Regions from separate parts of the Homo sapiens genome. Here all the other regions are linked to region 1. The links are chromatin loops, found by intact Hi-C in ENCODE. Cell type or tissue: endothelial cell of umbilical vein. All regions are shown on one strand. Each heading gives the region's core, and the rest is flanking DNA. Links, peaks and the distances in the headings are about the cores only.

Evidence for each region. Hi-C counts contacts between places; a loop is a spot of excess contacts. Peaks named below come from ENCODE experiments on the same cell type or tissue, not always from the same donor. Only the 100,000 strongest peaks of a DNase experiment are listed, where the experiment ranks them.
Region 2: it touches region 1 in a loop (31-fold over the local background); 3 of 110 quality-filtered maps call a loop at or near these places.
Region 3: a loop joins it to region 1, with 8 times the contacts of the local background. A loop is called at or near these places in 37 of 110 quality-filtered maps.

What each region holds. Positions count from the first base shown.
Region 1 is chr10:80,442,400-80,447,271 of GRCh38, reverse strand. No RefSeq gene overlaps it. Among named protein-coding and RNA genes, the nearest start is that of TSPAN14, 9.5 kb to the left of the region's middle. In endothelial cell of umbilical vein, for the core only: CTCF peaks have their summits at 2,415 (motif pointing left) and 3,463 (motif pointing right); a DNase peak (open chromatin) is centred at 2,401; H3K27ac peaks cover 1,154 bases.
Region 2 is chr10:81,017,164-81,022,035 of GRCh38, reverse strand. No RefSeq gene overlaps it. Among named protein-coding and RNA genes, the nearest start is that of LINC02655, 370 kb to the right of the region's middle. In endothelial cell of umbilical vein, for the core only: a CTCF peak has its summit at 2,711 (motif pointing right); a DNase peak (open chromatin) is centred at 2,835.
Region 3 is chr10:80,597,129-80,602,000 of GRCh38, reverse strand. The region is part of intron 4 of SH2D4B (SH2 domain containing 4B); the gene reads right to left. Among named protein-coding and RNA genes, the nearest start is that of LINC02655, 50 kb to the left of the region's middle. In endothelial cell of umbilical vein, for the core only: a CTCF peak has its summit at 2,411; a DNase peak (open chromatin) is centred at 2,400.

The sequences.
Region 1 (4,872 bases), core at 1,406-3,905:
CAAGGCTGAAGAGCAACCATGGGGTTAATAGCTTCAGAGAACTGTTTCAGTGGAGAATTGGGTCAAAGACAGTTAACAGTGGGCTGAACAGCAATTGGAAAATGAGAGAGAGGTTGTTAACTGGAAGATGATGAGGATAAGCAGTTGCAGGAGGGTGTTTGTTTAAGAAAGGAGAGACTTGGGCCAGGCACGATGGCTCATGCTTGTAATACCAGCACTTTGGGAGGCCCAGGTGGGAGAATCGCTTCAGCCCAGGAGTTCCAGGTGAGCCTGGGCAACATAGTGAAACCCTGTTTCTATTAAAAGAAAATAACAAGAAAAACAAAGGAGAGACTCAAATATGTTTAAATGATGAAGGGAGAAGGCAAGAGAAGAGGGGAGATAAGAGAGTCTGAAGGAAGAGAGAAAACGCTTGCTGGAGAAGGTGGGAAGGATTGGTGTTCAGAACAAGAGGAGAGCCCCAAACTGGAGGACAGCAGGACCTTCATAGAGACAGGAGGCAGGAAGACAAGCTGGGTGAGGATGCAGATGTTTGTGGGTTCGGTGGGGCTTCCTAAGGGAAGGGGTCCACTTTCTCTGGAAGTAGAATGGGCACCTGCTGAAGGTTAAGTGGGTGTTGGGTGGGATCCAAGGATTTCAGAGAAACCTAGGAGAGAACGAGAGACACCTCTGAGCAGGGGCAAGCAGGAATGTTTGGGGAAGGGTTGCAAGCCCAGCTGCAAATGGAGACCCAGAGTGAGAGTGACACACATCTCAGATTACATGACCTTTTTCATCAGTACTCAGCAGCTGGAGTATGTGCAAGTGCAGAGAGCACAGACAGCAGGATTGATCAAAATCTGGGGTTTGCCGGGAGAGCATGATAGAAAAACAATGGTGCAAAGGATTCCAGAAGGTTGGAAATAAAGCAGTTGAGGTGTTGTATCCTGAGGCTTGGCTACTAGGGGAGAGAAGTGACAGCTGGAGGGGCTAGTAGATAGGGGGAAAGAAGATGAGGCTGCGGCTGGAGGGCCCTCAGCATGTGAAGAAGGGAGATACGGTGACACAAGGCTGTGGTCAGACAGAGGTGTGTATCCATGGGACCAGGTGATTGAGATGGAAGAAACGGAGAAACAAATGGCCCTGAGGGTGAGGAGGTCAGGACCAAGAGGCTAGTGGGAAGATGGGTCACTCCATCAGTATATGGCAGGACTTGGAGTGCAGGCAATGGCAATGGGTTAGGCGCCAACATCTTTGGTAGAACTTTTACTTCAAGGTCAGTTTTGCACTGGTGTTGCCTTTCTTGAAGAAAGAGGTTAGGGAGCCTTGGGGAAAAGAGAACAGAAAGGAAATTTATTTCTTGGCCTGTCATTCTATACTTGGCCTATTTGTTCCAGAACAATCTATTTTAAGGAATCTGCAAACTTCTAGGAGGTTTCTACTCTTATTTGCATCTACAGCCTCAGCCATGGGACCTCTGCCTGCCAGTGGCGTCCCCTGCAAAGAATTAGGACTAAGATTTGTGATAGGAGCCCATGTGTGAGGATAAGACACAGTGGAACACCCTTTAATTATAGCATCTGAGACTGTCTAAGCAGATGGTGGTGACAAGGAGTCCTGTCATCTCTCTGCCCTCAGTTGTTCCATTTCATAAACTGAAGGTGGCAGAGAAAGAAAGGTTGTTCAACAGGTGACATCCCACGGCCCTTTCAGCCCTGTGCATCAACCACACTGTAATGACTCCACATGGGAGAAGAAAGTTTTGCCAAAGAAGAAAACCCCAGATGTGGCCAAATAAGACATCAAGGGAGGGAGCAGATCCTAGATGTTAAGAGCAAGTATAATACCAGGAATCGGACTGCACGGGCTAAGTCCCAACTCTGCCCCTGAAAGCTAGGTCCACTCAGGCCGGAGAGCTGCTCATGTCTACCCAGGGAACTATGGGATCTGTGCAGATGTCAAAGCCACTTGACAGCACAGAGTGTTACTTCTGGAATAATGTCATGCAAACTGACCTTCACAAAGCTCTGACTTAGTAACATAAATGTGGAAAGGGGGCTCAGAGGGAATCACCTAGCTGATAAGTGGTAGAAGCAGGACTGTCAGCTTTATGACCACACCTGAGTCCCCAGTCTGTCTCAATCTCACACCTAGAGATTTGAGGGTCGGCTAAGGCCCTGGGACCTCTAGGCGCAGACACTGCTAGGAGAGCCACTGAAAGTTCCCCCTACCACTACAAAGTAGGGGAGAGAGGCACACCTAGACTCATCTGAGACAGAGCAGAAAACAGATGGATGTTGCAAACATCACAGGTACCTCTCCCTGTCCCTGTCACACAGCTTTGGGGAGTTTTAGTTGGTTCCATGGAGAATCTGGTAGTCCCCGGGGAGAGCTGCGCAGCAGTTGATGCCGCGTGCATACACTGCCACCTAGAGGCAGTCTGAGGAAACTCCAAGTTTATTAAACCACGGGTGTGTGTGTGTGTGTGCGTGTGTGTCAGTCTGTCTTTCTGTGTGTTGGGGGAGGAAGGGAGGGCTTTTCAGTCCTTGTCTGGCACTGCTGATTCTCTCTTTCCTGGAGCCCTTGGCTCTCTTCCTCTACCCACTCGGGACCACGTGTCCTGCACGCAGCTCCTCCTCAGTCTCTTTGCAGATCCTGCTCCCCATTTCCTACAAATGCTACTTTTCCCAGATGCTGGGAACATCTAACACCATTTTCTTCCCCCTCTCATCTCCACAGGCTCTCTGCCCTCTGTGCCACTCTGTGTCTTTAGAATCCTCTGTGCACCGCCCCCACCCATCTTTGTGGCCAGATCCCTCTCCTGAGCTCCGGTTCCCCCTCCCTCACACTAGAAAGAAAATCTGATCCCATCAGTCCTCCTCCTGCAAACCCTTAGAGGTTCATTTCATGAACACAGCTCCTTCCATTGTTCTACAGGGATTAACCAGGCCTGGCCTCTGAGTGGGCTGCTCCAACCATATTCTGACCACAGGCCTGCCTCACACACAGTGACCTAGCCTGTCACCTCTGGTTTGTGACCACCTAGACCACACTTCAGGACCCACTGTGTTAGATTAGATCACTCACTTGGAATTGCCCCTGGCAGAAGGAAGCTGCCCCCCACCAGGGCTCTGCCCCACCCCCATCCCTGGTGCAGGGTGCAGCCTATGTCCACTAAACGAGTGATGGGTGGGAGTTACAAAGCCCCTTGTCTCATTTCGGGGCATCTGCTGGGTGATCTCAACTCAGAGCTCCTGTGGGATCAGTTGAGGCCTCACAGCTCCATGTCGCCCTCCACTCAGTCCTGCTCCCCTCACTTCTTGCATACACATTTCTGGACCAGCTTCTATTTCCTGTGCACTTGGCACATGCCATCACTTTGGCTTAGAACAGCTTTTGAGTTATTTTCCTTTGCCTGTCTGAGCACAGGAAGTAGAAAGCCACCCAGCACAACCTTGCAGCCAGGCCCTTAGGAGAACTGGCCAGCAGAGGTCAGGATCTAGTACTGCCTCCACGTCACCCACTCTCTATTCTCACTGAGACATTGGTATCTCATTTATCTCCACAGTGCCAGCAACTTCTGGCCAGCTTCCCCTCAGGGCTCCTCCCTGCCTTCTGCCGGTCAGCTGTCACCATCTGCGCCCCTTCTGGGGAAAAACTTTGTACAGGTTTTACAGGTCCCTGGCTAGTTCACAGAGGCCTGAGTTAGGGTCCAGGGTCCACCCCGGTCCAGTCGATGTGCCCAGGACCGGGGTTTGTGGTGCAGACCGTGGAGAGTCTGGGTGCCTCCAATGGAAGGTGTGGCATGGCCAACTCTGAGGTCCCCAGGATGGGACAGCAACATCTGGGCACATAATGTCTTGCCACCTGCTGCTAAGGCTGCTAACTGCAAATAATAAAGAAGCAAATTTAGAACCACATATTAGCATTTGTAACTGGTTTTAGTATGCATATACAGATCCAGTTTTGTAATGATTATATTATTATTTGTCAATTTTTAAAGGCGTTTTAAACATTTATGAGACTGAGTCATTACAGTTGGGAAGAGTGTAACTGATTACATTTAATGTTTAAATGCTCAAGGAAAATCTACTTTCTAAAAATTATCATCAACTGAAGAATGACGAGGTTCATAAATTTGGCTCTCTTGAGTCATGAAGGCTGGGGAAAGATGAGAGTCCGATAAGGGCAGCCCAGAGCTCTGCATGGCAGAGACTTTAAAGACTTCCTGCTTCAAGCAGCACCCGCTTTCCCAGGAGCTGGCTGTGCTTTGGCCCCCAGGCTCCACACCCTAGCCCCTCCTGGCCAGAGGCATCTGGCCTCCTCCTGCCTCTGTGTATAAGCAGTGCTGGGGTGAGAGCTTAGCAGCAGAACTGGCCTTCTCTCCCCCTGAGGAAGCCTAGCACAGTCATGAAGGGCACAAGGGAGGGCCAATAACAGCTGGGTCCACTGGCTCAGGAAGATTGGCACCCCCCAGGACACTTAGCTGGATTTGTGTCCCTTTCCAGGCTCCTGCCCATACAGGCCCATGAGATTTCCTATGCTCCTTGAATCAAATGGATTTCTTACAGTTCTATGTGGCCTGAGTTTCACAACACAAATAGCCCTCTCTGAGGGGCTAAGGGTGAGGGCACAAAACTTCTTGTCAGTGAACTAGCTAGAGAGGTTTACCAAGCACGCAGTATGGTGCATTTTTATTACTCTGTTAAAAGTGTGTGATTAGTTAATATACTCATATGGAACAGATTATAAAAGTTCAAAAGGGTATTAAAAGGGACATTCTCCTTTATGTCCCCAATCACCAGTATCCTGTTCCTAGAGCAAATACTGTTACAAGTTTTCATGTATTTTCTCATAAATATATTATGGCAGACACTGCTGGTTTTTGTTTTT
Region 2 (4,872 bases), core at 1,474-3,973, 570 kb before region 1:
CCTCTATACTGAGCCACCTAAAGCTGGGGGTAGAGTGACAAAAGAACCTCTGTGGCCACCATCACTATGACTACACTGGGTCAGACCTAAAGCTGGCACAGCACTGGGTTTTTCCCAAGGCCTGCTGTAACTGTAATCACTCCCTGGCTATTGCCTATGTTTGCTCAAGGCCTTGGGGCTCTGCAGTCAGCAGGCAGCAAAGCCACCCAGCCTGTGTCCTTCCTTCAGGGTGGAGAGTTCTCCTAGGCCCCAGGTGGGTCCAGAGGTGCCATCTGAGAATCAGGGACTATGGTCAAAAACCTTACAAGTCTACCTTGTGTTCTATTTTACTGCCGCTAAGCTGGCACTTACACCACAATACGCAGTCCTTCCCACTCTTCCTTCCCCTTTTCAAAGGCAAAGAAGCCTCACTCCAGAGCCACTGTCACCACAGGCCACAAGAAGTACTGCCAGACTACCACCAATGTTCCCTTAAGGCCCAAGGGCTCTTAAGTCAGCTTGTGGTGAATGCTGCCTAGCCTGAGACTCACTCTTCAAGGCAGTGGGTTATTTTCTGGCCCAGAGAAGGTCCCGAGATGTCATCCCAGAGTCAAGTCCTGGAATCAGAGACCCCAAGAACCCACGTGGGGCTATACTCCCCTGTGGCCGTACTGGTACCTCAGGTGCAAGACAAAGTCCCCTTTATTTTTCCTCTCTGCTTTTCTCAAGCAGAAGGAGTTTTGCCCCATAGCCACCAAAGCTGGTAACATGCTGAGTCTCACCTGAAGCCAGCCAGTTCGAGGCTTGAGCAAGGCCCTAGATGTAGTACCTGGGTATTGCTGCTGGTTATTGAGGAACCAAGGGCTCTTCAGTTAGCAGGTGATGAATGTTTCCAGGTCTGGGTCCCTCACTTCAAGGCAGCGGGTTCCTTTCTGGCCCAGGGTGTGTCTAGAAATGTCATCTGGGAGCTAGGGCCCGGAAAGGGGACCTCAAAACACTGACTGGTGCACTATCCTGCTGTGGCTGAGCTGGTATCCAAGATGCAAGACAAAGTCCTCCCTACTCTTCCTTCTCTTCTCCTCTAGCAGAAGGAAAGGGTTTCTTTTGGAGCCATGCAACCTGGGCTTAGAGGAGGGATGATGCCTGAGCTGCCCCAACTGGTGTCTCAATATGTCACGTGCCCTCCCAGTCTACTGTCTCTGGGCCCAGTTGAGCACTAGGACTCACCCATGATTTGCAGTCCTTATGGCCTAGACTGCCTTTTACGTTTATTTAGAGCACAGAGAACTTTAGCCCTCGGTGGTGAGGTTTCAGGAACTCAAGTTCTGCCCTCTGGGATTGGCGATTCCCCTCTGGCTAGGGCCGGTTTAAATATTGCCTCTGTGGGAGAGTATCACCTGAGTTGGGTCTGGTTTTTCTTTCTGCTCTAACAGGACAGCACTGAGTTCAATGCCTCACAATTGTTGTGTTCTCCCTCCCCCAGTGCCCAGAGATGCTCTCCGCACTGCTGAAGGGGTGTAGGAGGGGTGGCGTTGGCAATTCAAGACTGTCTTCTCTCTCTGTAGTGCCTCTTTCAGCAATATGGAGTTAAAACCAGGTACTATGAGAGCTCACCTGATTTCTAGTTCTTATGAAGGTGTTTTTACTGTGAAGATAGTTGTTAAATTGGTATCCTTGTGGGGGGGAAATGGATGGTCTCATCTTGTTCTGTAAACCTGTAGGGCATTTTCTTTTGACAGGTCCCTAGGACATTGTATAATCAACTGTGCTGCAAAAAAAACTTCAATAAATTCCAAATATTAATCATTTATTTGCAATTAAACTAGAAATTAAAAACAAACCACCTCTCACCTAAACAAAACTGCATAGAAATGTTAAAATTTTCTTCAAAATCACTCTTGTTCAAAATGTAAATCAAGCTACAAAATATAATTTTGAGAAAACTGTACACAGAGGAAAATCCATAACTCAAACTGCTTTTATTATTGAGCATAAAAGGACACCAAAGAAGTGAATGAATTGTTTTTAGCAAGAAATTCATAGAATTAATCCTAAGGAAATACAGAAAGATACTCAAATAAAATGTAAATTGAAATCATTTAACTAGAACACAGAAAATAGTAGCATTGATTTTGTGGCTTAAATTTCCTTGTAACCTTCTTATATCTTTTCTTTTTTACTCTTCTATGTTTTCCGATGCTTTTTTTTTTTTATCATTTAAGGAATTTTTTTTCTTCTTCTGATTCTCAAAGTCCATTTTTTCCTGCATTCACCTGAAGATACTAGAGGCCCAATGTGTTCCTTGTTTCTAATGGGCAGTTCTGCCTCACTGCAGTAGCGTCTTCTGCCACCCACTGCTGTTTCTGGAAACTGCACTGTGATGCCCGGATGTGTGGGGAGTTGGGACAGGGTCCCCCACACTAGCCCTTCCTTGGGGCCTGACTGGGGTTGCTATTCTTACAACTTTGGGGTGTACTTTGAAAAGCAAGCCATCTGCCATCCCCGCCAAATATCAATTTTAAAATATAATAATAAAAGATATAATAATAAATTACCCAAGTATATTTTATGTTTTCTTTTTTTTTTTTTTTTTTATGTTTCTTCAAAGGAAACCTTACAGCAGGCTTTCTCAACTTCAGCTGTATTGACACTGTGGGCAGGATAATTCTTCGGCCTAGGGGCTGTCCTGTGCCTTGCAAGATGTTTAGCAGCAACTCTTGCCTCTGCCCACTAGATGTCAGTAGCACCTCCACAGTTCTGATAAACAAAAAGATCTCCAGACATTGCCAAATATCCTCCGTGGAGAAAAATTGTCCCCAAGGGAACCACTGCCCTATAGGAAGCATCTCTAGTAACCTTTGTGCAGGTCATGCCTTTCCATTGTCTGTTCGCAGGTTTCAAAATCAAGCTCAAATTAATCTCCTCTAGCTAGTCTTTTCCTGATCGCTCCAGCAACTCAGTTGCTCCCTTATTGGTTCTCCCACAGCTTCCTACACATTTCTCCACTAACACAGTAAGATATATTGCTGTGTTTTTCCTACTTGATTGCCTGCTCCACAAGTCTATAAACACGGGTCATCTTCTCACTAACAGTGCTTGTCACATAAGAGCTAGCAAATTAAGTCATTCATCTAAGATTGTATCTCCTCACAGGAAGCTTGAGATTGAGTAATTTAGACAAACAAGTGAAATGACAATAACTAGAACTCTCTATGTGATTCACTCAATAGTGAGTATATTCGTCCATTCTTGTGTTGCTATATAAAGAAATACCTGAGACTGGGTAATTTATAAAGAAAATAGTCTTAATTGGCTCATGGTTCTGCAGGCTTTACAGGAAGCATAGTGCTGGCATCTACTCAGCTTCTGGTGAAGCCTCAGGGAGGTTTCAATCATAGCGAAAGGCAAAGAGGGAATAGGCACGTCACATGTTGAAAGCAGGAGCAAGTGAGAGAGAGTCGGAGGAGAAGTGCCAGACACTTTTGAAATGACCAGACCTCACAAGAACTCATTATCATGAACACAGCACCAAGCCATAAAAGACCCGCCCCCATGACCCAAGCACCTTCCACCAGATCCCACCTCCAGCATTGGGGATTACAATTCAACACAAGATTTGGCAGGGACATGCATTCAAACTCCATCAGTGGGCATTTTATTCTGTGCCTGGAACTTGACTAAGTATTTATATGTAGTATCTGATTTTATTTAAATCTTCGTAATGCTCCTGGGAGGTATAGTGTAATCCTCATTTTCTGAGTGAGAAGCCAAAGCATGGAGAAGATTAGCAGCTTGCAAAGGACAGCATCATTTATACATATGGAGGATTTGAACCTTGATCTATCTAGCTTCCAAGTCAACACTTTTTAAACATATTGAAATATAACACCAATGCAGAAAAGTGCATAAAGCATAAATATAAAATTCCATGGACAGAGGTGGACCAAGATCACTGTTAGAGTGATCTGCACTGACTTCAGGCAATAAGGGGGCACGTTCTCTGCAGAAAACTTAAAAACAATTTAAAAAATAACTAAAATTGGTCTGCTTTTAATCATCACTCTGGGCCAGAATTTCTGAGCAATGTCAGTGATAGAATATTCTTCATTGAATAAAATATCCTGTGTTGATTTAAATTCTAAACAATAGTGTGCTTACTACTGAGTCTTAAGTATATATGTGTGTGAGTGTGTGTAAAATTAGCACTATTATTATGTATTCTTTAATAAACTCTGAGTTCAACATGGACACTAATCCAGAGAACTTCCAGTTACATGGTTAGGTCCCAACACAAGGGTACAAGCTACAAACATTCTTTCAAGAGTTAAATTTATAATTGTTATGGGCCGAATTCTGTGCCACCCCTACCCAAATTCATGTTGAAGCCCTAACCCCCAGCACCTCAGAATGAGACTGTATTTGAAGACAAAGCTTTTAAAAAGGAAAGTAATTGAAAATAAGGTCGCTAAGATGCCCTTAATCCAATCTGACTGGTGTCTTGATACAAGGAGATCAGGACACATGGGGAGACATCAGAGATGTGCACACACAGAGGAAATGCTATGTGAGGACTCGGCCAGAAGGCAGCCATCTGCAGGACAAGGAGAGGAGCCTCAGGAGAACCCAGCCCTGCTGACACCTTGATCCTGGACTTACTTTCAGCCCTCAGAACTGTGAGAAATTAAATTTCTATTGTTTAACCCACCCACTCTGTGGTATCTTGCTATGGCAGCCTTAGCAAACAAATACAATAATGGTTTCCAATTGCATGCTTTGGGAACAGTGAGTCTCCAACACATGATATGATATTAGAAATCAGCAATAATCACACCATGACTATAAAAATGAAGAAATAGAATTCTATTTAATTGAATTATTAAATATGACTACTTG
Region 3 (4,872 bases), core at 1,474-3,973, 150 kb before region 1:
GCATCTTGGCAGGCCCCTATCTGCCTCTAAAATCCAACTATTTTGCAAAAAAACCTCTTGCTGGCCTTGTTCTTCTAATTGCACCAGGCTAATGCCCCAGCCCTAGTGAGTCACCTTCTCTTCTCAGAGTAAAATCTTAGTTTCTTTCTACTCCAGTGCCACTCAAGACATGCATAGCAGGCACCTACCAAGAACTGCACTGTGAGTATTTGCAGGATAAAGGTCAGTAGACCTGTTCCTGAAAGAAAGCATTTCTACTTCACAAGTTGTCAAAGAACCCTTTCTGGGAACAGAACATCTCCCAGATCTGAAGAAGGCAGCATGAAGTCTGTCCCTCAGAAGGTATTTATGGAAGTGCCCCCATGGGTGTCCCATACAGAATATCCACTAGGCTGTGAACTCCACGAGGGCAGGTGGAGAGTTTGCTTTGGTCTATTCATTGCTATATTCTAGTGCCAAGAACACAGTCGGCAGGCGATACGTATTTTTGTATGACTGATTGGACTCAATTTAAGTATTTAGTGCTGCACTAGGCCCTGAGTTGGATACAGAGATAACAGTGAAGCAAATCCTTCTTTCAAGGCACTCAGGGGCAAGTTGAGAAAATAAGACCAACAAATATCTCTAGCATAATGAAGAAAGTAGTGAGCATCATTTAAAAAAGAGACCAATAAAGTATTGTCAGAGCTTAGGGGCAGCAGCCTCGCATTCTGCTGGGGAGCCAGCAGCCATCACAGGAAATAATTTGACTGGGTGTGGGAAGATCAATAAGAGTTTTCCAGAGAAAGAAAAGGGAAGAGGCCATTCCAGAGAGAAAACTGAGGTTTCAGTGGTTTGTCACTCCTTATGTTACAAGACTCCAAGACACCCCTCTCTCTGGCCTTCCACTTTTTGTGTTCCTCAAGGAAGGGCCTTGTGTCTGCCAAGTGGCCCTGAGAAGACATCCGTATGTTGCGGCTTCTAAAACTCAAAAGGGAGGTCTGTAAGTTCCAGACCCTAAGAACACCATGATACCAGCCTTGTATTGTGACGAAAGGCTCCAACAAGGTCAGGATGCCCCGGGATGGGCTTTGCAGACATTTGACTGCAAACTAAAAACTAGAAGCTCGTGCCCTACAAGGACCGTGACTTTTGGAAGATTACAGCCCCTGAGAGACAGTGACATTCAGTGACAGACAGGCAGGCAGGCTACAGAAGGAAATCGTATGCAGACTAGGGAGCCGGGTTTTTGGAATTCAGACAGGTGGGGCCTTGAGCCATTTGTCACACAAAGATTAAACCCATTCTCCTAAAGCCCAGCTCTAATCTTACCATTCTCTTCCTCAAAAGCCTTCAGTGGCTCCCACTGCACACAGAAAATACAAACACCTTGGCCTGCCAGGTAAGGCCCTGAGAAGTGCCCTGCCTACTTTCCTTACTTTCTCAGCTCAGTGGGCTCCTTCCCCAGCACACACACACACACACACACACACACACACATGCCACTCTGCACTGTAGCTCCACCACGCTCCCACCAAGCTACAAACCTGCCTCTGTGCAGCTGTGTTCACCAACTCAGACCAACCGGGTCAGCTCAGAAATCTCAGGCCCACCCTACTCCCCTGCCCAGACAGAAAAAGCTCAGTGTCCTGTAGAATTCAGATGATCCGGTTACATCCTGCAGAGAAACTCCATGCTTCAAAGCAACATTAATTTGTAGTAATCCCTTGGGTGAATAGAACAATGTCCCTGAAAATTAATGAACCATCCTATAATATGGGGAAAGAAATCAGTAAAGATTTGAATTGTATGTGAAAGTGCATGTGTTTAAATTCTGCTCCGTGTGATCTTGGGCAACCTGAATTACCTTATCTACACCTTCTTTCCTTGTCCATAAAGTGGGGGCCTGACTGGGTTGCTCTGAGATGTAAATGGGACAGTACATGGCGGGCTTGGAAAGCCCTGGCATGGGCTAGGTTTATTAAATATTATCTGTTATTGTCGTGTTTACTGTGAGATAAAGAAGCTGAAATGGCACCTTTAGAAAGGGTCCATCCCTGAGTGGAGGTGGGGAAGTGATGTGGGAGCAGAGGAGATGTGTGGAGTCAGGGTCTCTTGTCAGAGAATGGAAAAAACAAGTGTGAGCAGGAAAAGCCTCTGACCCCTAGGGAGGGAAAACAGGCAGCCGAGATGCTGAAGGGTATCACACAGGCCTTTTGTGACTCGGCCTGCTGGAGCCATGGTCCCTTGGTGGAAGAATGGGTTTGGCACTCAAGACGAGGTAAGCAAAGTTCGACAACAGCTAAACTTGGGCCAAGGGAAAGGGCTCTCTCAACCCTTATCCAAGGCTTCTGAGGTCGGCAGCCAACCACCCTTGTGGTCCTGAAGCCTGCGGGCAACGCCTGATGGCTGCCAACAGTGACCCCCTGTGGCCTCCAGGAGCCACTGCAGGAGTTCCTTAAGACCAGAGCACTTCACACCCATGTGAATGTTGTAATGACTCAGCTTTGGGGAACCATAAAGCCCCCAGGGATTCCTGAGCTAATTCAAGAGGAGAGAGGACCCTAAGCAGGACACTAATCGGCCACATGGGAGCTCAGGCTAGCATTATTCTGAGTTATAACACCAAAAATATGTGGCACCTAGAGTTCAAGGAGAGTTTCAAGTCAGTTATGTCCAAGGAGAAACTGCACGATGTCCCATCCCATCAAGGGATAGAGAAAGCCCTTCTTCTGTCTTCTCCTTCAGCTGTCCTCCCAGCCCAAAATTCTGCTGTGCCCACTCCACTCCCAGCCCAGACTCTACCCCCACTAGCCCCTTCCGGCTCTACCTGTCTCAAGCCTACAGCATTTTAGTATCACTGACCCCGACTCTGGTGCGCACTCCTTTTTAAGAAGAAAGGAAATGGAACCCATATCACTGGACCCTGACCTGGGCCTGAGCCCACGTTTCCCACTCCGCTCTGTCAAAAACCTGGCAAGAAGTGAGACAACCAGTGTGCAGATTGTTGGTTAAAGGCCACAACCAGAATGACACAGGTCAAGGAGCCACAGGTGAACACAAGTCCCTCTGACAACTCCAAAGTCCTGCTTACATTTCTAACCTAGTAACAGTAGCAATGATAAATGTCCAGTTTTTACAAATAATATCATTTCTCAAGTCAGGCTAGCTCATCTCTAAATCTCTGGGCAACTAGATGTTATCTAACTCCACACTCCTACAAGTTCACAGTTGAAAAACTATGAAATGAATTTCTGTGCCTGATGTATTCAGAGAGTCTCAGAAGCCAGAGCTCTGCTGAATAACTGACTGAATTCTCTGTTGAACTGAATAACTAATGGTATTCAAGTGATACTAAATGGGATAATTTCCCTTTTTTCTAACTTGGAAAATTTAATTTGGGTGTTTTATCAAAAACTGCTGCTCCCCCATAGATTAATGGCCCACTATATCTTTCATATTAAATTAATTGAGTGCAGAATGGTTTTGTTGAATGTGAATGACAGGCTCTGGAGTTTAACTCATCATTCTTTAAGAAAGGCTAAGATGAGGAACTAAAACCACAGGGCCTGAATGATCACATCTTTTCTGTTTTCAGAGGCTTTCCCATTTTCAGTTGCCACACCGTACATTAATGAGCAATCAAGCAGCTCCTGGGCCAGACGATTTCCATTCTCCATCCCTAATGAGAAACCAGCCCTGCTCTTAACTTTCCGTCCCATTGTGTAGCTAAAAAAGAAGAGCACTTCATGAACACAGACCTTTACAACTTAGAAAGCACTGTTACTTCCTCTCTCTCATTTCACCCTCCCAACAGGCCTCAGCTCAACATGATTAACCCCATTTTACAAATGAGGAAACTGAGCAACTGAGCAAGAGCTTGCTCAAGGCCACACTAGTAAGTGGGCAGAGCTAGCACAGGACTCCCAGTCCAGTGCTCCTTCCCACACACTGCAGTAGCTTCGGGTGACAACTTTGTAATGGTTCACGATTTTTTGTCAGTATAAACCTTTGCTCTGCCTCCTCTTTCCACCTGCCTCCTCTTTCATCCTGAATTTAAATGAATGCTTTTTAAACTCTTTCTCATCTTATCTTTCAAGCCTCATTTTTCATCACCAGAACCCCAGGCTGCCACCACACTGCAACACGTGCCATGACCTATGCACACAATGATCTTGCTTTGCTCAACACAGTTCCCTCTGCTATGACACCCTGTCCCACCTTCTTCGCCCACCCATTTTCCCTGAACCAAATGCCATTTCCTCTGCAGGGCCTTTCCAAATGCTCTCCCTTCTGAAAGGGATTCACTCTCTCCCCGTGTATTTTATTTTATTTTATTTTATTTTATTTATTTTTGAGATGGAGTCTCGCTCTGTTGCCCAGGCTGGAGTGCAATGGCACGATCTCAGCTCACTGCAACCTCCACCTCCCGGGTTCAAGAGATTCTCCTGCCTCAGCCTCCCAAGTAGCTAGGATTACAGGTGCACACCGCCATGCCTGGCTAATTTTTGTATTTTTAGTAGAGATGGAGTTTCACCATGTTGGCCAGGCTGGTCTCAAACTCCTGACCTCAGGTGATCCACCTGCCTCAGCCTCCCAAAGTCCTGGCATTACAGGCATGAGTCATTGTGCCTGGCCTCCCCATGTATTTTATACAAACCTATGTTGGCACACCTACCTATTGAACTGTAACTCGGGCATGTAAGCCTCTTTTTCCAGGCTGAGATTTTGAGGGGAGGAAATATGTCTAATACAATGGTTGGCATACAGTAGGAGCTCAATTGATGTACAATTGTCCCTCGGCATCCTCAGGGGATTGGTTCAAGGAAACCCCTCCTCCACTCCCCATCTCTCATGAATACCAAAATCTGCGAATGCTCAAGCCCCTTTTAT